Linked DNA regions of Homo sapiens: all the other regions are linked to region 2. Evidence: chromatin loops called from intact Hi-C (ENCODE). Cell type or tissue: IMR-90. All regions are shown on one strand.

Region 1 (8,000 bases), 520 kb after region 2:
GAGATATCAGCTTCTGGGAGGACTTTTGTCCCTTGTTATGTTTCAATACTGGTGAGAAATCTTCACTGAGTAGCAGTAGCTGTGGTCACTTGATGTAGAGGGGACAGAGCTTGCTAATCCCTTTAACACATTAACTGTTAATGCTATTATTACTCATGATGTTACTGTTCTTTGGAACCTGTTTGTACTGAAGCAATATCTTTACGTTACTTTTATTTTTTATTATTTGTCTTTAACTTTTATTTTAGGGTTTAGGGGTACATGTGCAGGTTTTTTATATAGGCAAATTGTATGTCACGGAGGTTTGGTGCACAGATTATTTCACTACCTAGCTAATAGACGTAGTGCCTGATAGGTAGTTTTTTGGTCCTCACCCCCCTCCTACACTTTACCCTGAAGTAGGCTCCGTTGTTTGTTGTTCCCTTCTCTGTGTCCATGTGTACTCAATGTTTAGCTCCCACTGATAAGTAAGAACATGCTTAAACTACTTACTTACTGCTGATTATATCATTACTCATGGTGCTATATCATCCATCATGCTGCCGATAAATATCCGCACTCATTGTCTCTCTCAAAAGTTCTACTATGCTTTGTTGATGATGACCATAAGTGCAAGTCTTACCCAGAGGATGCAAGAAACTAAATGGTAATTTGCTTTCTGGTCATGTTATATTTGCCATTTGGAATTCAATATTGCAGTCACATATCAACATATTTTCACCCGCTCACTTCTACATATTGCCAAAAGCAGAAAGGATAGACAAGTCTCTATGTGGGGTGATAAGAATGACCTCATTTTGTACAAAGAATATCTGTCCGTTGTCAACCATGTGTTAAGACCAACCCAGGAGAGTATGACATCAGTGAAGCATTAGTGTTAAGGAGAAAATAGTCTTAAAGTCCTCAGAGGACGTAGAAGGAGACAGGAGCTGAGGCCATTTCTGGAGGATTACCTGACATGCAGCATGGAGGCTCAGAAGGATTGGGGTAACCGCTGTGAATGTCAGTGGTCGGTCTGCACAGAGTAAATGATGCCTGCTTGTTACCTCTGTGTATGAGTGCGAGAGACTGGAGACCGCACTATTGTCGGAACAGATATGTTCGTGAGCCATTGTGTTAGCCCACACTGTTGCTTAAGCCTAAGGGGTGGTAATGAGCATGGGCGGCCCACAGCCTTAAAGTCTTCCTGCAGTCCACAATGTGCATGAGGGTCACTCAAATTCAGTGTGTAAACACTAACACAGCTGTCCAGTCTTATGCAACCATGCAAACAAATAGACCACCACCACCACCAACAAAAAACCCATCACTCTGGCCAGTGAGCATGATCTTCTTGCCAGTCTGGGCTCCTGGAACTAGGACCTGGAATGGGGATCAGGGACAACTCCATAGGAACAGAGCTCAGAGCTCCTTGTGACATCTGGTCAACCTCACCCACTGAGTAGAATATTGAAAAGTGTCCCCCCGGAAGAGAACTGGGGCTCAGTTCAGACTCAGATGCTTCACATAAAATGCACTGAATTCTCAGATATGGGAGAAGGGCTTAGAAAATGTGAAAATGACACACAAAGGCATAAAACTTTGTTAATCTCAGACCAGGGAAGGGGCCTGGTTTGCATGGACTTAAGAAAAGTAGTCTTGATAATAAAGCTCTAATGTTAAAGGGCTGATGAACGGACATAAACCTTGGTCAATGTTAATCTCTTTCAACAGTGCTTAAAATTTCTTTTTGATTAATTCATGACAATAACGGTATGTATTTGAGGTCAGGTTAATTAAGTCTTTAAGTTCTTCAGAACAGACTGATCTCTGTCCTCTCTACATCAGCATTGCTTTCTTTTCCTCATGGAGGAAGAAATGAGGTTATTCAAGAATGATGCATTTGACAATGAAGAACAGGAAGAGATGGATCCTAGACCTGAAGCTAAAGAGTTAGTGCCTCAACCCTGTAACAAAACTTCATGTGCACTGAAGGAACAATATTTTTAAAAAATAAGTACCCTTCCCTACTTCTATTTTAAATCATCATTAACAAATCACTATTCTTCATGTGGAACCATACATTTTTTAATAAATTTGTAATCAAATTGCCCTTAGTTCTCTCTTTCTCCACTATGAGGGCATGAAACTTATGGCCCTCCACAGAGAGGGCCATAAGACATAAGAAAGTTGTCAACCATTCCAAATCATTATCTAGACAGGTGCCTCCCAAAAATATTTACCTGGAGGACTTCAAACCCTAGTGGTGGACTTGATTATCAATTCCCTTCCAGTAAATCTCTCTCTCTCTCTCTCTCTCTCTCTCCTGTTCCCCACTCCTCAACCTCTCCTCTATTCCAACTGGTATCTCATAACTATCAGTGAAGCTGGAATGAGAGACTACATCTATGATCTCATCTGATGATTTTATGTCCTGATTTTGTCCTGATTTTTTTAAGAAACAATTATTGTTGACGTTTGGAATCTTACCACAGGGCAGGAGGATAGACATAGCTAGGGTTTACTGATGAAGAAGTTAAAGTCTTGTCTGTCTCATAAAGCTAACTGAATAACAAATGTATCGCTTAAATATCCAAACGGTGTAGCTGGCTTATTAAAATGGTGTGGGCTGAGAGACTAATTGTGACCTCTTTCCTCGTTATGTTTTTGCTTGAAAAAGTACTCAGCTTGCTTTCGGTTGTCCATATGTTGGTGAAGATGCCTGATTGTATGAAGCTAAAGTCTTCTAAACAACAAAAGTTGAGGGTGACTTAAAACTGTAATCATTTAGCTTTGGAAATAAACTTTGTGGAGAGGAAATTAATATTAACTTAAAATGCTGGAAAAAGCATAAAGAAATCAATCCATACCTACAAAGTGTATTTCTTGAAATCTTGCTTATGATATTTTCCTCTAAGATATATATCTATATAAAACTAATTTGAAAATAATAAATTCCCCACTATATTTTAACAAATATTTTTAGGTATTTTGTTTAAAATCCTTGACTGTTAGGCTGCATTGTCTGTTTTGCTTCTTTACAATAACTTGTGCTTGAGGAATACAGACCTGCTAAGGTTGATTGGGTGAAAGCCATTACATTTGGCAAAGTGCCTTGGATAAATCAACGAATTCCTGAAGGCCTGGCCTTTAGATTCAAACCTCTGTTAGCACGTAAGAAGGAAGCAACGTGTCATTTCTGAGTGACATGTTGTCCCAAGAAGACATAACATCCAGCTCCATTCTACCACCTAAAAATGGCTCTTGCGAGCTCTCTTATCTCCTGCCCCCCCTCAACCCGTATCTTCCTGTCCCCATTAAACTCTAATGCTTTATCTGGTATGAGTGAGAAACAAATGGTACTCAGCAGAAACCTAGATAACTGATAAGTCAAGGTCAGTGGTCCCAAAGAGAGCCCCTTTAGTTTTCTCCTTAAAAGAAAAAGACAGCTGAAAAAAGCAGATTTCACAAAATGGGAAATGGAAAACATATTGTATGCATTTAAAATGGGTGATTTGAATGCAAAGGAAATCCCTTTTGCCCTTAGTTCTCTCTTTCTCCACTATGAGGGCATGAAACTTTAGAAGGTACCGAGAGGGCCATAAGACATGAGAAAGTTTCCAACTATTCCAAATCATTATCCATATGTGGATTTTAAAAACCGTTATTCCTATGAGATTGTTTTTTAATTTCTAAGGCTCCATAGGGCATTCTTTGTCTTATATCCTGTATTCCTCCTTTGTTTGGATGTTATAAAGCAGTACTTAAACTCTATAGTTCATTCTGATGAATAGTTTTATTTACTCAGGAATATGATCTTCATCTCAAAAGAACTAGATGTAGCATTTGATACAAAGGTCACCACTGCTATATTGCTTACAAATTACGAATTTAATAGCACTTCTGTCTTCCTCTTTACCCCTACCATCCATATAGGACTAGTGTGAAAGAAAGACCTGTTCTTCTGGCAGGTTGAATATAAAACACTGGAGTTTTTGTTTAAATGAAAATCGTTTCATTTTTCATTTCTGAAATCAAACCAATGGCCTCTCAGTGGTTCAATTAATGCATATGAAAACTTGATGGAAGCTGTAACTTACTACTGCTGTTACGTTATTCTTTAGGAAATATGATATTTTAAAATACATTTTCAATTTACCACATTCTATGCTAAAATATTTTAAACTAAAATTTTCTATCTATCAAAGATTATAGCCAATCATCAAGTAATTAAGAGAATCTGTAATATAAGTCAACAAGTCAAGAAGATCAAAAAGAAGAAAAACTGTGATCCCTGCTCTGTCCTATGTAGTTGTGGGTTCAGTGAGAGGTATGCTTTCAAAAAACAATCATTAATAAATTATGAAGAAATCACCATTTAGACTGCCCTCTAGTGTTTGTAAATTCAAACCCAGATTGGATGTGAAGCAGTGAAGAGACCAGAGAACACATAACCCATGTCACTGAGTATCCACTGCTGGCTCCAGCCAATATTTTCCAAGTAGGACTGTGGTCCTTGATTTGCCAATTCTTCTGGATTCTCCAAAATGTCAGTTCAGGTTTTGTATTGAAATCTATCCATTTATCAATGTTGGCCCCTAACTCCATTTTTAAATATAACGTTCTGTGAACCAAACTAAAAACATCTGCAGGCCAGATGTGGCCAAAAAGCTATCAGTTTGCAAGCCCTATTCTAGATTAGTGACTTCTAACCTTGTTTACTATCAGCAACTTTCAATTATTCATGGCTTCTGCATTTAACATTCATCCCTATATATCTCCCTCTCCCTTCTACTTATTTGCTGGGGTGTGATGGGCTCTTCAATACAATGTTTCCCAAAAAAACGCCACTTAGTCTGTGGAAATATACTTCTCTAAGCACATAATCACGATTCAAAGTTATAATAAACCCTATGACATATCTGTAGGATACAATTTGGTGAGGATGAGAACAGTCAAATAGATACACAATTGAAAGAACTGTAAGTAAAATATTAATAGTGAATTCCTCTGAGTAGTGAGAGGATGAGTACATTTAAAAAGATAAATATCTGTGTTTTGGCAATAAATTAATATTATATATATATTCATTGCAAGAGTTTTCAATTACTTAGCCTTTTTGGCTATGATCAAGTGAAAGAGTTTTCAGAGTACGTTTCTCTGGGTGGTGAAGGAGAGGGATGTATGGGGAAGAAAGTATTAGAAGAAAATTTATTTTTTCTGAAAGAAATTGACAAGATTGATGATGTTCATGCCTTTTCAAACATGAATATGTATCTTGCCATTTAAAAAAATTATAAATGTTGTAAGCATAAAAACTAATGTCCATCAACAAATAAATACAATTTAATTATTTTTCTTTTTATGCTTACAATCCACTTTGACAAGTTGGAAAAAAAATGTGTTTTGTCTCAGAAAACCCAGAAGAGAATGTCCACAGAGTGAACAGACCTATCCCGTGGAAATTCACATTCACTAATTCAGATTGTGTTTACTCCTCCAAGCTTCACCACCTTCTTCCCAAAATTAAATGACCACATCTTTATAAAACAGTGTTAACTGTTATTTCACAGGCATTTAAAAACATTTGAATAAATTATGGCACACAGATGAATGCAGATGGTTAAGAATAAAAATTGTATTCATTTTCAAGTTGACTATTAAATTTCTTTTTAAATTTACCCTTTATTTTTCTTTCAAGAGAACCTCCTGCTACTTTTCTGTCTCACAGTCATATCTTTTCTATCTTTTCTTTTACTGTTTTGCCTTTTCTTTCCTCATTTTTCGTTATTTTTCCACTTATGGGTGGATTTTGACTACAAGTGACAAAATGCCTAAGAGTGATTTTAACAAACAGAATTAATTTTTCTTTTTCTTTTTTTTTTTTTGTTTTTTTGTTTTTTCTTGAGAAGAGTCTCCCTCTGTCGCCCAGGCTGGAGTGCAGTGGCGAGATCTCGGCTCACTGCAAGCTCCACCTCCTGGGTTCACGCCATTCTCCTGCCTCAGCCTCCCAAGTAGCTGGGACTACAGGCACCCGCCACCATACCCGGCTAATTTTTTGTATTTTTAGTAGAGACAGGGTTTCACCGTGTTAGCCAGGATGGTCTCCATCTCCTGACCTCATGATCCACCCACCTCAGCCTCCCAAAATGCTGGGATTACATTGTAAGCCACTGCACCCGGCCAAACAGAATTATTTTTTCTCAAAAAACGAGAAGTCAAAAGATTGGCATTTTCTAGCATTAGTTTGACTGTTCTGAGATGCCATCAGGACCTCATATCTTTCCATTCTCTCACTCCACCATTATAACAGTGCTGACTTTCATCTTCATGTTTGTTACTGCATGGTTGCAAGCTCCAGTTCATGCTACAACTTCAGATATTGCATCAATATTATAATGTAGAAGAAATGTGAAAAGCAGTACTAGACACTCTGTCCTTTCATCAAGAAAGATAAAGCTTTCCCAGAATCCCTAGGAAACATTCACTTTGATTTTATTGGTTACATATAACCATTCAAACCATTAGAACTATAAATGTCACATGGTCAAACCTAGCTGCAAAGGAAGCTGGAAAAGAGAATATACACCTGAAGATATTGTTGCATCATATAAAATCCAGGATTTGTTCACATAAGAAGAGGAAAGTATATATTGGATAAGCAACTAACAGTACTTGCCACAATGACCTACTCAAAGGGTAGCAAATATTGCCTATTTTTATATATTCACTAATTCAATTGGGCTAACAGAGGACCCAGTAAGACCCTTACATAACTATTTGAAAAATAAATTTAAATAATCTCTAATTAGTATAATGGGTGTTCTTAGTGCAGTGGGTACTTTTAAAGTGCTTTGTGGCTTTTGATGAAAATTGTCTTAGTATTTAAAACTTTTTCTTACCCAATTTTTTGTTCCCATCGAATTAGCAATGCTGTAAAGAAAGGCATCTTATTCCATTTTTTGTTGCTATAAAGGAATACTTGAGGCTGGGTAATTTATAAAGATGAAAAGTTTATTTGGCTCGCAATTCTGGATGGCTGGAAGGTTAAGTACTGGGCCACAGCATCTGGTGGGGGCCTCGAGCTGCTTCTAGTCATAATGGAAGGTGAAGGGTGTAAAGATCATGTGACAAGGGAGGAAAGAAGAGAAGGAAGGAGGTGCTGGTTCTTTCTATCAACCAATTCGCAAGAGAACTAATAGAGAAAGAACTCACTTAGCCCTGTGGGAACACATTAATCTATTCATAAGGGATCTGGCTGTATGATACAAACACCTCCCATTAGGCCCCACCTCCAAATTGTATCCCATTGGGGATCAAATTTCAAAAAGAGATTTGGAAGGAACAAACAAACCATATCTAAGCCATAGTAAAAGGAATGGCTTTTCAAAGGTAAAATTTACTAAGTGTATTAATATTTTACCAATTTCCAGCCAGGAGAGTATGAATGTTGCATTATTACATTGCTTTGAAACAAAGCATTAGTCTTAATTCAGAAGTTTAAATTCAGATGTTAACGTTGCATATTTAATAATGCACAACCAGTACTAAAATCCTCATTGAAATGACAAATAATTTTATTTCGAATCCCTTATAGAGGTTCACAATGTTTTAACAATGTAGTTTTGACTAAATAGAAGTAGTCAAAACCTGTCAGATTGGAAATAGTATTTATAAAACATAAACAACTCGTAGTAGGATCCCACATTGCCAAAAATAATAATAATGATGATTTCAAACAATCCTGATCTTCTGATTTGCAAGATTGGTAAATTCTTTCAGGAAAGAAATTGCTTAACTCAGAAGTTCCCACGGTTGCTTTTCTATTCTAAATCTTCTGGGATGTAGAGATGTCAAGATTGTGAAAGAGTTTAAATCACTTTTTTCTCCCACTTATGCCATACATCTTAACTTTTCTCTCTTCCTTCAGGTCTTCTCTGTGCTATGCAGATTGTTCCTTACCTCTCTCCCTTCATCCTTTCTTTTTCCTTGTCACCTTACCAATCTACCAATTGTTTCCC
Region 2 (8,000 bases):
TTGAGCATATTCATTTGACTGTGGAGAAACATACTTATCAAATAATCCAGTTGCAATAAGGGAATAATGAACAGGTATTTTCAGTTCTGGGGGTCATGCCCTACCCAGCAGTACTCCCAATTAATGGTTCAAATATGGGATTGGCTCTTCACTGGGCAGCTCTGGCTCAAGCTTCACTTCTTTCCAAAGGCTTTTCCACTTACTTGAGGTGATGCAATTGATGATGTCATATGTACATTTGATATTGAATCAAGAAAGCCCTGATGATGCCTCCCATTAAATAGAAAGAAATGTCTTGAATATTTATGATTTTGTTATTTAAGTCTGAATAAAACCTTTCATTTGCTAAATGGTTGTTCTTATAGCCCATCCTTTCCTTTAAATCTGAAATTAGTTAATACATAAAATATAACTCCTAAGTGGTCAAGAAAGATGCCAGACTTCCTAGACTGCTATACTTAACATGCAAACCTCACTTGGCATGTAAACCAGAAAATGAAATATTGTGAATGGTTACCGTAAATGTCTTCTTAAACGAAGTCCAATTAATAAAACAACTAATAGTTTTACTGGTCTGCAACATCTTTGACTACCCAAATTTATTCATTTTAAACTTGACGTGATTTATCATTTTTAACTCAATACAGCACTAGGACCTCTTTAAAATTTCATAGAAAGAAAGGATTTATGACATATATTTAAAATTTATTGGCTAATTTTTTTTAAAAATTTCAAATCAATTTATTTCAGGCCATTGTAATCTGGTTTATATGGTCCCAGAGGGATGACTGTGGAAACCCAAATTCTTAGACCAGTCAAAACCCCACTGAATCTGCCAGACAAAGATTGAATGAAGACCTGAAGGCCAAATCTCTAGATCTGAGAAGACAAAATATCTAAAAGCAGCAGAAGAGGCATTATACAAAATTACTTAGAAAAAGCCCTTATATTAAAAATTACATATTATTCAGTTTCTCTGTTTTGGAAAATTAAAAATTAAATGTACAATTTTTATATTTATTACAAAAGTAAGGGTTAAAACCCTAAACCACTTAAAACACCAGTTTTACCACACACTTAAACACAGAACTCTTCCCCAATGCGTGATGGGTAGCATTATACTAGCAAAGATAACCGTACTTTATGAACTTCATACTTGTGTAAGTTGATTAGGGAAACTATTTTTAGAGTTATCAATCGAATCAATTCACATAAATTGCTTGGCACAATATCTGTACTTTAGAGGTGCTTAAAACTATTATTATTTTTCTATTTGTGTGTGTGTGTGTGTGTGTGTGTGTGTGTGTGTGTGTGTTTTTTGAGATGGAGTCTTGCTCTGTCGCCCAGGCTGAAGTGCAGTGGCATGATCTCCGCTCACTGCAAGCTCCGCCTCCTGGGTTCACGCCATTCTCCTGCCTCAGCCTCCCAGGTAGCTGGGACTACAGGTGCCCGCCACCACGCCCAGCTAATTTTTTGTATTTTTAGTAGAGACGGGGTTTCACCGTGTTAGCCAGGATGGTCTCGATCTCCTGACCTCGTGATCCGCCTGTCTCGGCCTCCCAAGGTGCTGGGATTACAGGTGTGAGCCACCACGCCTGGCCCTATTTGTGTTTATTAACTAAAATGTTTTAACTATAACTTTTAAGTGTGTTAATACATATTGACTCATGTCAGTAATGATAAAACCTCATTTCACTTTTTGGTTGGTGTTTTAAGAACTTATGTTTATTTAAAATTCATCATTCCACTATGCAGCCATCAAAAGGAATGAGATCATGTCCTTTGCAGGGGCATGGATGAAGCCATTATCCTCAGCATATATACATTATTACCTCAAAATATACATTATTACCTACTATCATTACCTGCATTTAGGCCTTGCTTTTAAATTTCTCTTTGTGATCGACATGGTTTTCTTTCTTTCTGACAAATTAATTTCAATATCCTTATTATTGTCATCAACTACTTTACCCTCCTGCTTTGCATGCCATCTCTGCCCCTCCATCCATCCCTGTCAAGTGCCACCTACAACCACAGCACACCATACCACAGTGTTTCTTATAGGCTTTTTTATTTTTTTCTGTTGCCTAGGCTGGAGTGCAGTGGCACCGTCTCAGGTCACTTCAACCTCCGCCTCCTGGGCTCAAGCGAGTCTCCCGCCTCAGCCTCCTGAGTACCTGGAATTGCAGGTGCCCATCACCATGCTCAGCTAATTTTTGTATTTTTAGTAGAGACGAGGTTTCACCATGTAGGCCAGGCTGGTCTCGAACTCCCAACCTCAAGTGATCTACCTGCCTCAGCCTCCCAAAGTACTGGGATTACAGGTGTGAGCCACTATGCCCTGCTTCTTATAGCCTTTTTTATTAATCTATTTTTTCCCAACTTCTTGGTCTAAATAAATCTGAATTTTTCAACTAGTTTGCCTCATGCAATTTTCTCCTCTATTGATTCTCAAGGCATGAATCATCAAAGCGGTCTTGTCAAAAGGAAACATTATTTTTTTACTAAAATTATGAAGAAATTGAAGCAAATGTGATTTCAAAGACCTAACTTTATCCAATTTTCTACTTTTTTCCAAGCTCTACATTTTCACAGTAAAACTTCTGTTTTATCTTTTAACAACATGATAAAGAAAAACACAGATGGAAGAACATTGAGGGGGAATTCCTAAATGGGAGCAGTTAGCAGCTATGAAAATGTAGATATTCAAGAAGAAAAGAAAAAGTAAGCAAAACTGAATCATGAGACCATAGAAGAGTCAAAAAAATGTCAATTTATCTCAGCTTTCTGCAAACTACAACCCATGGGCCAAATTCAAGGTCTGTTTTTGTACAATCTACACATTAAGAATGGTTTTTACAATGATACGTGTTAGAAAAATGTTTAGAAAGTCATATTTTATGATGTGAAAATTGATAAAATGTTGTTGTCCATAAATAAAGTTTTATTGGAACACCATCACACTTTCATTTATGTATTTTCTATGACTGTTTTTATGCTGTAACAGCAGAATTAAGCAGTTGCGACAGAGATCATATGACATGCAGCATGTAAAACATGTATTATCTAGCCCTTCATAGAGAAGTTTGCTGTCTCCAGATTTAGAACATTCCCCTAAGTTAATTTTCCCAGCTGATTACATCACTGTTTATTGAGTATCAGCTCTGGAATTTCAAGTTCAAATAAACCAAGGAGTACCTTCAGATTTTTTCATTAGAGTTTTTCTTTACAGTAACACAAGGTGGGAGCAAATAACCAGTAAGAGCAGTTACCTTCGTGTATCTGTCATTTTACAAAAAATTAACTGTTCATTTTGGGATAACTGTAGACTTATGCAGTTGTAAGAAATAAAACAGAGTTAGGTTAATCTTTATCCAGTTTCTCCAGTGCTAAAATCTTGAAAACTGTAGTACAATTGGAAAACAACGAAACAGTTGTACAAAACAGTACAACTGAAAACAATATTATAGCCCAGATGTTAACATTGATATAGACAAGATACAGAATGTTTCCATTACTATTAGAATCCCTTGTGTTGCCCTTCTATAGATACACCTGCTTCTCTCTCAATCCCATCTCTGCCTTCACTCCTTAGCAACTTACCTGTTTTCCATTTCTATAATTTTAACATTTCAGGAGTATGAAAATGTAATCACAGAATGTGATCTTTGGGGATTGGCCTTTTTCACTCAGCATAATTCTCTTGAAATCAACCACATTGCTGAGTTTATCAATAGTTTGCTTCTTATTGAGTAGTATTCCAGGGTATGAATATACTACATTTTAACCACTCATCAGCTGAAATACATCAAGGTGGTTTCCAGTTTGGGGCTATTGTGAATAAAGCTTCATGTATAGATTTTTCATGTAAATAGAAATTTTTATTTTGGGGGAATACATTCCCATGAGTCAAATTGCTGGACCATATGTTAAGTGTTTGTTTCATTTTTAAAATAATTTGGCAAACAATCCCCAGAGTGGCTGTATCATTTTACGCTTTTGTTAGTAATATATGAATGATCCAATATACTCACCTACATTTGGTGTTGCCACTACTGTTTTGTTTGTTTATGTTAGACCTTCTAACAGGTATGTGGTGATATCTCATTGTGGTTTTAATTTGCATTTCCCTAATGTGCTTGTTTGTCATCCATATAGCCTCTTGGGTAGAATGTGTCTTATATGTTTTGCCCATTTGCCATTTAGACTGTTTGATTTTTTGACTGTTGAGTTGTGAGAAGTCTTTATGTTTTCTAGATACTGGTCCTTTTTCAGATAGATGGTTTGAAAAGATATTCTTCCAATCTGTGGCTTGTCTTTTCATTCTCTTAATGGAATTGTTGGGTAGGAAGTGTAATTTCTCCTCGACGCTCATAAATTCATAGTTCAAACAGACTTCAGTAGCAAAAGACAAACAAGAGAAAAACAATCAAGTTTATTAATATGCACAGTGCCTATCACTCGGGAGAAACTTCAATGAAAGGTAACACAAGGGAGTGGCTTAGAAATCTGGTTTATATAGAATCTTCGACAAACAACAATGTATTTTAGAGAAATGACATGACAAAGAAAAGCAGTTTTAGGCTTCCAGAGGCAGGAAGCTGTGGGAAGTTAAATATATAGAAAAAAACTAATGGAGTAAGATTTGTTTGTAGATTCCTCTGGTGCCATCTCTCAGCTGATAAGAGTTGTTTCCAGAAAGGATTTATACCTTCTCCTTACATGGAAAAGGGTGAGGATAGACAGAGCTCTTCCTTTGTTGGCTGTTTCGTGATTGCCTTTAGCTCAACAATATTTGTGTCACAGAGGCACATTTTGGGGTGACATCTCTGGTTTCCTTCAGAGTATTTTATGGAGCAAAAGTGTTTAATTTTGATGAATCAACTTACCAATTTTTCTTTATGTATAGTGATTTTGTTATGAATTCCAGTAACTCTTTGCCTAGTTCCAGGTCCTAAAGATCTTGTTTTGTTATTTTCTAAAAGTTTTATAGTTCAATGTTTTACATTTAGGCCTGTGATCCATTTTGAGTTAATTTGTATGTAAGATGTGTTATGTAGATCAAAATTCTCCCTCTCTTCCCCTTCACTCCCCTCCTCTCTTTATTTGTCTCTCTCTCTTCCTCTCTCTCTCTCTGTCTCTCCTGTGGCTGTCCAATTGCTGTGACACCATTTGCTGAAATGACTATCTTTTTTCTATTGAATTGGTTTTGGGTCAGTCATGGCTGTAATCCCAGTACTTTGGGAGGCCGAGGCGGGTGGATCATTTGAGGCCAGGAGTTCGAGACCAGCCAGGCCAACATGGCAAAACCCCGTCTCTACTAAAAATACAAAAAGTTAGCCAGGCATGGTGGCACACGCCTGTAATCTCAGCTACTCGGGAGGCTGAGGCAGGAGAATAGCTTGAACTTGGGAAGTGGAGGTTGCAGTGAACCAAGATCGTGCCATTGCACTCCAGCCTGGGTGACAGAGCAAGACTCCGTATCAAAAAAAAAAAAAATGGTTTTGTATCTTTGTCAAAAATCAGTTGTTTCTTGGGCATGTATATACGAGCCTCGTTCTAGGTTCCCTGTTCTATTCCGTTGATTGGTGTGTCTGTCTCTCTGCCAATACTGCCACACAGTCTTGATTAGAGTCACACAGTAACCTACTACTATTTTTATTATTACTAATTTATTTTACATATATTATTAGGTCTAATGTTAGTATATTATACTAGTTAAAAATCAGTCTTTACATCAAATAGACTAATTCCTGCTGCTATATATTTTTTCCCAAAATTGTTTCAGTTATTCTAGTTCCATTACATTTCCAAATACATTTGGAATACTTTTATCTATATCTATAATAAATCTTGCTGGGGTTTTGGTCAGAATTGAATTAAACGTGTATATCAATTTGGAGAGAACTAACATCTTTGTTGAGACTTGCAATCCATGAACATAACAATATCTCTCTCCAGATCTCTTAGGTTTCTTATCAGCATTTTGCAGTTTTCATCACACAAGTCCTGTACATGTTCTTTTATCTACACCTAACCAGTTCATTTTTTTAGCAATTCTAGATAATATTGTGTTTTTATCTTCTTGGCTTATTGCTGATCTTAGGGAGAAAGCATTTAGTTTTTTACCATTAAGTATAATGTTAATTATAGGATTTTTTTTGTAAAAGATCTTTATCGAGTTGAGAAAGTTCACCTGTGTTCCTAGTGGTCTGAGAATTTTTAGTCATGAATGGGTGCTGAATTTTGTCAAGCGCTTTTTTTTAATTTTTGCTTTGATTGATATTATTATGTGATGTTTCTTTTTTAGCCTGTTGATGTGGTGAATTGTACTGATTGATATTTGAATATTAAACTGGCTTTGCATCCCTAGAATATACCTCACCAGGTCACTGTGTACTAGGTTGGTGCAAAAGTGCTTGCCATTTTGGACCATGAATTTTGAATCATTAAAACTAGGCTCAAACACATCTGTATTAATCAAAGTAAGAACCATTACAATCAACACAATTTTGCCAACAAGAAATAAGTTTGTTTACTCCTGTAGCATAAAAATCCGTGCTTTGAGATTCGAGGAACTTTTGGAAAGCACTTTCTGCATCCTGCTGGTTGTGGAAGCGTTTTCCCTGCAAAAAGTTGTCAAGATGCTTGAAGAAGTGGTAGTCGGTTGGTGAGAGGTCAGGTGAATATGGTGGATAAGGCAAAACTTCATAGCCCAATTAGTTCAACTTTTGAAGCGTTGGTTGTGCAACATGCAGTCAGGCATTATTGTGGAGAATAACTCGGCCCTTTCTGTTGACTAATGCCAGCTGCAGGGATTACAGTTTTCAGTGCATCCTATCGATTTGCTGAGCAAACTTCTCAGCTATAATGGTTTCACCAGGAATCAGAAAGCTGTAGTGGATCAGACCGGCAGCAGACCACCAAACAGTGACCATGACCTATTTTGGGTGCAAGTTTGGCTTGGGGAATTGCTTTGGAGCTTCTTCTCAGTCCAACCCTGAGCTGGTCATCACAGGTTGTTGTATAAAATCCACTTTTCGTCACACGTCACAATCTGATCAAGAAATGGCTCATTGATGTTGTGTAAAATAAGTGAAGATGACACTCCAAAACGACGATTTCTTTGATTTTCACTCAGCTCATGAGACACCCACTTATCGAGATTTTCACCTTTCCAATTTGCTTCAAATGCCAAAAGACCATAGAATGGTCGACGTCGAGTTCTTTGGCAACTTCTCATATAGTTGTAAGAGGATCAGCTTCTCAATTGGTCATTGTTAACTCCCAATGGCCAGCCAATATGCTCCTCATCTTCAAGGCTCTTGTCTCCTGTGCAAAACTTCTTGAACATGACTGTACTGTAGGCTTATTAGCAGTTCCTGGGCCAAATGTATTGTTGTCGTTGATGTATTACCCATTTTGAACTCAAATAAGAAAATTGCTTGAATTTGCTTGTTGATTAATGTTATTTCCATAGTCTAAAATAAATGTAAAATAAACAGCAAGTAATAAGTCATTAGTAAAAAACATAAAGTGAGAAATGCCCATTAAAATGATGTATAACATAACCACATTTATTTAAGAATGTATTTCTTTTTTTTTTTTTTCTTTTTTTTTGAGACAGAGTCTTGCTCTGTCGCCCAGGGTGGAGTGCGGTGGCGCGATCTCGGCTCACTGCAAACTCCGCCTCCTAGGTTCACGCCATTCTCCTGCCTCAGCCTCCCAAGTAGCTGGGACTACAGGTGCCCACCACCACGCCCAGCTAATTTTTTGTATTTTTTTTTTTTTAGTAGAGACGGGGTTTCACCATGTTGGCCAGGATGGTCTCGATCTCCAGACCTCGTGATCTGCCCACCTCGGCCAGCCAAAGTACTGGGATTACAGGCGTGAGCCACCAAGCCCGGCCAAGAATGTATTTCAATACAAATGGCAAATTCCAACCATGTACTCACCTAATATAATTCTTTTTTATATATTGATGAATTTTATTTGCTAAT
Region 3 (8,000 bases), 750 kb after region 2:
CTCTCCATAGATGATGAAAATAACTTTCTTTGACTACCAAGAAATATATAATCAAATTTGTAGACCACTTTTAATTTTTTAAAAAAATCCTGGATCTGTATTTTTTACCTTCCTGACCTCTTACTATAATTTATCTTTTCTCTGGTCCTGAATCTCTGTAAGCTGACTTGCTTTCAGGGGAATGACACTGTGCACATAATACAGCATCACCTGGGTCTTCCAAGATTTGGTCTCCACCATCACCTCACCACCACCCTGTCCCACCTGTCCACAAACAGTTTGGAAGTTTCCTCTTTTCAGCTTTCCTCTTTCCAAACTTAAGCTTCCGTATGTACAATGTAGCTCTCTCCTACTTAAAGAAAAATAAATTCAGAGTGATCCTCCTAAAGTTGTGAAATAAGATCAGTCTGTAGTTTTTCCATCTGTCCTCCGTTGAGTCCTCCTGGTCAGGCTCCCAGGACCTCCAACATGTGAGATTTGTGCCTCTACTTGACCCTTGGCATCGAACCAAGCCAAATTCCTCTTCAGATGTAGATGGGCAATGTTTTCTAATTTACACAGGGCTTGTACCTTACCCCATTTACTCAAATAAATAATAACACTTAAATTTTCTACATTACATGCACACGTTTCTCAAAAAAATTATCTACGGAATTTATCTTAATTGTATTTATTTTAAATATTTCTGGGAAAGCATTCCTAGGGAAGACTTCTTAGTTCCATTTATTGTCAAAGAGGAAATGGAGTGGGGCCTTTTATTTTTTGTGTGTGTTAAATATAGAGTATTAATTGGTATAAATATTCCGGGTAGAATTTCTAAATAAATTCAAAACATGCTTTGTTTTTAGAAAAGATACATATTAATGCCCTAAACCTAAACTAAAACTAAACCAGATGAAATGCTGTGTCTTAACGCAAGTCAGGCACCATTTACTTGCCTCCCAAAGTTTCCAGTCAATCTACCTTCAAGTTGCACAGTGCTTTCCATTCAGCAGGAATGGCTGCTGTTCTAAATGCTGAAGATTTTTATTTTCTCATTTATATCCTTTTAACAAGTAATTAATGGGTTTAAATACCTTCCTGCATGATTACAATTTTCTCTTATTAGCTTTTAGCTGTGTGTGATATTCAACATCCATTCCTCTTTGTTTTTAGAAAGTACTTTTTAAAAATCTGAAGTTTAAACACAGGGTATAAAATTTCTATTTGTTTTATATTTCCATAACATCAAATAATAATCTCTCTAAACTTATATTTTGAAATACAAAATACTTCCTTCTTCCTCTGGATCAACAAAATGGGTTTAATTAATCTTATGCCCTTATTTAAGGTTTTAGGAAATAATAATCGCCATTCTTTAGCAGGCAAAAATTATGGATACAGTAGTTACAATAAATTAACTCAAATGATCTCACAAATGAAAAAATTTTCCCGGTTAAGAGTGTAAAAACTCTACTGTCCTAAATTGTCTCCCAGTCACACTACTGTTACTTAAACAACATATCTCAGTAAAAGTACAGACGTCATTTCACATTTGTCAACTCACTAATTTAATAACCACATGAAAAGGCAATAGAATTATAAAACATGTCATTTTTCCAATACTCTAATGAAATTTTTCATGTATATGAAAATTCACTTACTTGATTATGCATTTTCATTACTATTACTTTGAAAATTTATCAAAACAAAAGGAGTTGTATCGTAGCCAAAAAGACTTTTTAAATATAAAATTTGGTCTAAGTAAGATAATATTTTATAATAACATGAACTACGAAACTACAACTATATATATGAAAAAATATTGATTTTGGTAAAAACTTTCCAGCTTGATCCAAAAAATTTTTTATTTTTAAAACAATCTATATCTAGTTACTTATCAACTGATTTCCAGTTGTTCAACTGACTATAAACTGCTTTTTGTTTACAAAAATAAATTATGGTAACAATTTAAGTACTAAAATATTTGAGGTTTTTCTTTAAGGTTAATGTAAATTTAGTGCTGACATTTTAAAAATTACTATTAAGATGGCCATTGATTACAATGATTAGTGAATATAATCAAAATCATGAAACCAAATTATTTAAGTGGACAAGCTGCTGAAGCAATCATATTCATTTAGAGGTGAGAAAGTGCAAGTTGTCTTTTTAACTGAAATCACAGTAAAATCAAGAAAAAAAAGAAACTCCCATTCACATTCTAAGTAAAATTACATGACCAAAAAAAGTTATTTGCATATATAAAAATGCTTTCAAACTAAGGTGGATGTGTGCATAGAAATCCCTATGAAGAACCCAGATTTTGTTTCTGGGAAAAGTTAGCACATTCTCCTGGCAAATCTTTCAGAGTCTATCATTAAATTACCAGCTATAGAGAAGGCTTTTACCAAGATAGCTAAATTTCTAGTTGATAACTTTAAGATTTGTTTAAAAAAATAACTTCAGTATTGCAAATAATAAGAATTAATTTTTCTTTCTACAGACTAAAAGGTTTTGTTATACTCCCAAATCTGTGCCATCTTCTGCCTGACACACTATTTAGAGCTGCTCTTTTGTGTTAGTTGTTTTTCAAACTTCACTAGATGATCTCAGGAACCTCTAGGGATTTAAATCATCATGAACAAATGATAGCGTCAGACTGATACGCTATTAAAGCAAAAGATAACTTACATTCGTAACACTAGTTATAAATAATAATAGGACATTAGAGAGTTTTATTAGAAGAAAAATTGCCTGAAAAACTTCCTCCTATTAGGTTAACCTTCTAGAATTTCTCAAACAAACCAAATTATTTCTGCAAAATCAAAGTCAATACCTGAGTCTGTTTATAAAAATCACCAATTCACAATGCAACTATTTTTTTCTTTTCATTTAACATTTTTAAATGATTTCTTGTCTTCTTTTGTGTTTTAGCTGAATTTGTGTGCAGCACATTGTTGCTCCAGCTTAAAAACCTCCTGTGTGGTAAATGCTTGGCAGCCCTGGGGAAGGCAATGAACACGGTGAAATTCAGTGCAGTGTGGTAAGACAAGGAGAGCATGAATAATATTTGGAGATCTAGCACACCTTAGTGGAAACAATTATTATTACAACTGCTTTGAAGACATTTGAATTTTAAACTCCATTGTTTGTGAAATTCTATTTTGACTAAATAGAGGGACTTTGTTCAGGCTTTTGTTGTCTTTAGCATGATGTGTTTCTTTCCTAAACTCCACACAGATAAGAAGATAAATTTGATCATGAATTTCTAAAAGTAGAAATCATAGGTTTTTTAGAATTAGCATAAAATTATTGTACAACCCTCCATGGGCTATCAAATTGGGAGCAATCCAATTTTATTTGCCATCATGGTCACATATAAAGTGTCAGATTATTCTTGTTAGATGATTATTGTACATTTAACTTAGAAAAGCTTCTCAGGTCTGCTCCTGAGATGCTTGAAAGACTTTTGGTTTAAATAGGTTGCATATGTTCTGCTGTTAATGGCTGACCGTTTTTATTTCATATTACTAAAATGTAATCAAGAAAAAGAGAGTAGAAAATACATCGCAAATATTCAGTCTACTATCTAGACAATTTCAAAAGCTTTCAATTTTATCTCCTGTTCCATTATCTTCAATTGTAGAGTTTGGATAGGAAAAGAATTCAAAAATAAATACAAAACATTCATTCCAATACATGAAGAAAATTAGCCCTGTTCATGTACATTTTCTAATATGGATATGTTTCTAAAAATCAGAATATAATATTTATGGAGTCATTAGTAAAATGCACTTGATTATCTAAGAATCTCAACTGCTTGATGCTTGATCAAAAACTAGGTAGAAACTAAATCATGCCTATCAACAATTAAATATTTCTGAAAAGGGGACTTCCAAAATGGTAGAATAAGAAGCTCAGCAAATACTTTCCCTAAAAAGTGACAACAGGGGTGGAGCCAAGATGGCTGAATAGGAATAGCTCCAGTCTATAGCTCCCAGTGTGAGCGACACAGAAGATGGGTGATTTCTGCATTTCCAACTGAGGTACTGGGTTCATCTCACTGGGGAGTGTCAGACAGTGGGTGCAGGACAATGGAAGCAGTGCACTGAGTGTGAGCCAAAGCAGGGCAAGGCATCACCTCACCCGGGAAGCACAAGGGGTCAGAGAATTCCCTTTCCTAGTCAAAGAAAGGGGTGACAGATGGCACCTGGAAAATCAGGTCACTCCCACCCTAATACCGCACCTTTCCAATGGTCTTAGCAAATGGCACACCAGGAGATTATATCCCACGCATGGCTTGGAGGGTCCTATGCCCATGGAGCCTCACTCATTGCTAGCACAGCAGGCTGAGATCAAACTGCAAGGTGGCAGTGAGGCTGGGGGAGGGGAGCCCACCATTGCTGAGGCTTGAGTAAGTAAACAAAGTGGCTGGAAAGCTCGAACTGGGTGGAGCCCACCGCAGCTCAAGCAGGCCTGCCTGCCTCTGTAGACTCCACCTCTGGGGGCAGGGCATAGCCAAACAAAAGGCAGCAGAAACCTCTGCAGACCTTAATGTCCCTGTCTGACAGCTTTGAAGAGAGTAGTGGTTCTCCCAGCACACAGCTGGAGATCTGAGAATGGACAGACTGCCTCCTCAAGTGGGTCCCTGACCCCCAAGTAGCCTAACTGGGAGGCATCCCCCAGTAGGGGCAGACTGACACCTCACACGGCCAGGTACTCCTCTGAGACAAAACTGCCAGAGGAACGATCAGGCAGCAACATTTGCTGCTCAGCAATATCCACTGTTCTGCACCCTCTGCTGCTGATACCCAGGCAAACAGGGTCTGGAGTGTACCTCCAGCAAACTCCAACAGACCTGCAACTGAGGGTCATGACTGTTAGAAGGAAAACTAACAAACAGAAAGAACATCCACACCAAAACCCCATCTGTACATCACCATTATCAAAGACCAAAGGTAGATAAAACCACAAAGATGGGGAAAAAACAGAGTAGAAAAACTGGAAACTCTAAAAATCAGAGTGCCTCTCCTCCTCCAAAGGAATGCAGCACCTCACCAGCAATGGAACAAAGCTGTACGGAGAATGACATTGACGAGTTGAGAGAAGAAGGCTTCAGACGATCAAACTACTCTGAGCTAAAGGAGGAAGTTTGAACCCATGGCAAAGAAGTTAAAAACCTTGAAAAAAAATTAGATGAATGGCTAACTAGAATCACCAATGCACAGAAGTCCTTAAAGGACCTGATGGAGCTGAAAACCAAGACACAAGCACAAGCCTCAGTAGCCGATTCAATCAACTGGAAGAAAGAGTATCAGTGATGGAAGATCAAATCAATGAAATGAAGCAAGAAGAGAAGTTTAGAGAACAAAGAATAAAAAGAAATGAACAAAGCCTCCAAGAAATATGGGACTATGTGAAAAGACCAAATCTACGTCTGATTGGTGTACCTGAAAGTGACAGGGAGCATGGAACCAAGTTGGGAAACACTCTTCAGGATATTATCCAGGAGAACTTCCCCAATCTAGCATCGTGGCCAACATTCAAATTCAGGAAATATGGTGAACACCACAAAGATACTTCTTGAGAAGAGCAACTCCAAGACACATAATTGTCAGATTCAACATATTTGAAATGAAGAAAAAAATGTTAAGGGCAGCCAGAGAGAAAGGTCGGGTTACCCACAAAGGGAAGCCCATCAGACTAACAGCTTATCTCTCAGCAGAAACTCTACAAGCCAGAAGAGAGTGGGGGCCAATATTCAACATTCTTAAAGAATTTTCAACCCAGAATTTCATATCCAGCCAAACTAAGCTTCATAAGTGAAGGAGAAATAAAATCCTTTACAGACAAGCAAATGCTGAGAGATTTTGTCACCACCAGGCCTGCTCTAAAAGAAAAGTTTTAGAAGGAAGCACTGGAATTTCATGTCCAGCCAAACTAAGCTTCATAAGTGAAAGGGAAATAAAATCCTTTACAGACAAGCAAATGCTGAGAGATTTTGTCACCACCAGGCCTGCCCTAAAAGAAAAGTTCCTGAAGGAAGCACTAAACATGGAAAGGAACAACCGGTACCAGCCACTGCAAAAACATGCCAAATTTTAAAGACCATCAAGACTAGGAAGAAACTGCATCAACCAATGAGCAAAATAACCAGCTAACATCATAATGACAGGATCAAATTCACATATAACAATATTAACTTTAAATGTAAATGGGCTAAATGCCCCAGTTGAAAGACACAGACTGGCAAATTGGATAAAGAGTCAAGACCCATCAGTGTGCTGTATTCAGGAAACCCATCTCATGTGCAGAGACACACATAGGCTCAAAATAAAAGGATGGAGGAAGATCTACCAGGCAAATGGAAAACAAAAAATGCAGGGGTTGCATATCCTAGTCTGATAAAACAGACATCAAACCAACAAAGATCAAAAGAGACAAAGAAGGCCATTAAATAACGGTAAAGGGATCAATTCAACAAGAAGAGCTAACTATCCTAAATATATATGCACCCAATACAGGAGTACCCAGATTCATAAAGCAAGTCCTTAGAGACCGACAAAGAGGCTTAGACTCCCACACAATAATAATGGGAGACTTTAACACCCCACTGTCAACATTAGACAGATCAACAAGAGAGAAAGTTAACAAGGATATCCAGGAATTGAACTCAGCTCTGCACCAAGCGGACCTAATAGACATGTACAGAACTCTCCACCCCAAATCAACAGAATATACATTCTTCTCAGCACCACACTGCACTTATCCTCCAAAATTGACCACATAGTTGGAAGTAAAGAACTCCTCGGCAAATGTAAAAGAACAGAAATTATAACAAACTGCCTCTCAGACCACAATGCAATCAAACTAGAACTCAGGATTAAGAAACTCACTCAAAACTGCTCAACTACATGGAAACTGAAAAACCTGCTCCTTAATCACTACTGGGTACACAACGAAATGAAGGCAGAAATAAAGATGTTCTTCAAAACCAACAAGAACAAAGACACAACATACCAGAATCTCTGGGACACATTCAAAGCAGTGTGTAGAGAGAAATTTATAGCACTAAATGCCCACAAGAGAAAGCAGGAAAGATCTAAAATTGACACCCTAACATCACAATTAAAAGAACTAGAGAAGCAAGAGCAAACACATTCAAAAGCTAGCAGAAGGCAAGAAATAACTAAGATCAGAGCAGAACTGAAGGAAATAGAGACACAAAAACCCTTCAAAAAATCGAAGAATCCAGGAGCTGGTTTTTCGGAAAGATCAACAAAATTGCTAGACTGCTAGCACGACTAATAAAGAAGAAAAGAGAGAAGAATCAAATAGACGCAATAAAAAATGATAAAGTGGATCTTACCACCAATCCCACAGAAATACAAACTACCATCAGAGAACACTATAAACACCTCTATGCAAATAAACTAGAAAATCTGGAAGAAATGGATAAATTCCTGGAAACATACACCCTCTCAAGACTAAACCAGGAAGAAGTTGAATCTCTGAATAGACCAATAACAGGCTCTGAAATTGAGGTAATAATTAATAGCTTATCAACCAAAAAAAGTCCAGGACCAGATGGATTCACAGCCGAATTCTACCAGAGGCACAAGAAGGAGCTAGTACCATTCCTTCTGAAACTATTGCAATCAATAGAAAAAGAGGAAATCCTCCCTAACTCATTTTATGAGGCCAGCATCATCCTGATACCAAAGCCTGGCAGAGACACAATAAAAAAATAGAATTTTAGACCAATATCCCTGATGAACATTGATGCAAAAATCCTCAATAAAATACTGGCAAACCGAATCCAGCAGCACATCAAGAAGCTTATCCACCATGATCAAGTGGGCTTCATCCCTGGAATGGAAGGCTGGTTCAACACATGCAAATCAATAAATGTGATCCAGCAGATAAACGGAACCAATGACAAAAACCACATGATTATCTCAATAGATGCAGAAAAGGCCTTTGACAAAATTCAACAATGCTTCATGCTAAAAACTCTCAAT

The links. Peaks named below come from ENCODE experiments on the same cell type or tissue, not always from the same donor. Only the 100,000 strongest peaks of a DNase experiment are listed, where the experiment ranks them.
Region 1: a loop joins it to region 2, with 5 times the contacts of the local background. A loop is called at or near these places in 1 of 110 quality-filtered maps.
Region 3: it touches region 2 in a loop (6-fold over the local background); 1 of 110 quality-filtered maps calls a loop at or near these places.

The regions. Positions count from the first base shown.
Region 1 is chr21:17,041,058-17,049,057 of GRCh38, forward strand. No RefSeq gene overlaps it. Among named protein-coding and RNA genes, the nearest start is that of LINC01549, 390 kb to the right of the region's middle. In IMR-90, a CTCF peak has its summit at 4,362 (motif pointing left); no DNase peak of the experiment used is centred here.
Region 2 is chr21:16,519,628-16,527,627 of GRCh38, forward strand. The region is part of intron 6 of MIR99AHG (mir-99a-let-7c cluster host gene); the gene reads left to right. Among named protein-coding and RNA genes, the nearest start is that of MIR99A, 15 kb to the right of the region's middle. In IMR-90, no CTCF peak of the experiment used is centred here; a DNase peak (open chromatin) is centred at 3,104.
Region 3 is chr21:17,267,379-17,275,378 of GRCh38, forward strand. It overlaps LOC107985511 (a long non-coding RNA gene), which reads left to right. Exons shown (of 4, transcript XR_001754975.1): 4 at 2,914-3,783. Among named protein-coding and RNA genes, the nearest start is that of LINC01549, 170 kb to the right of the region's middle. In IMR-90, a CTCF peak has its summit at 3,053; no DNase peak of the experiment used is centred here.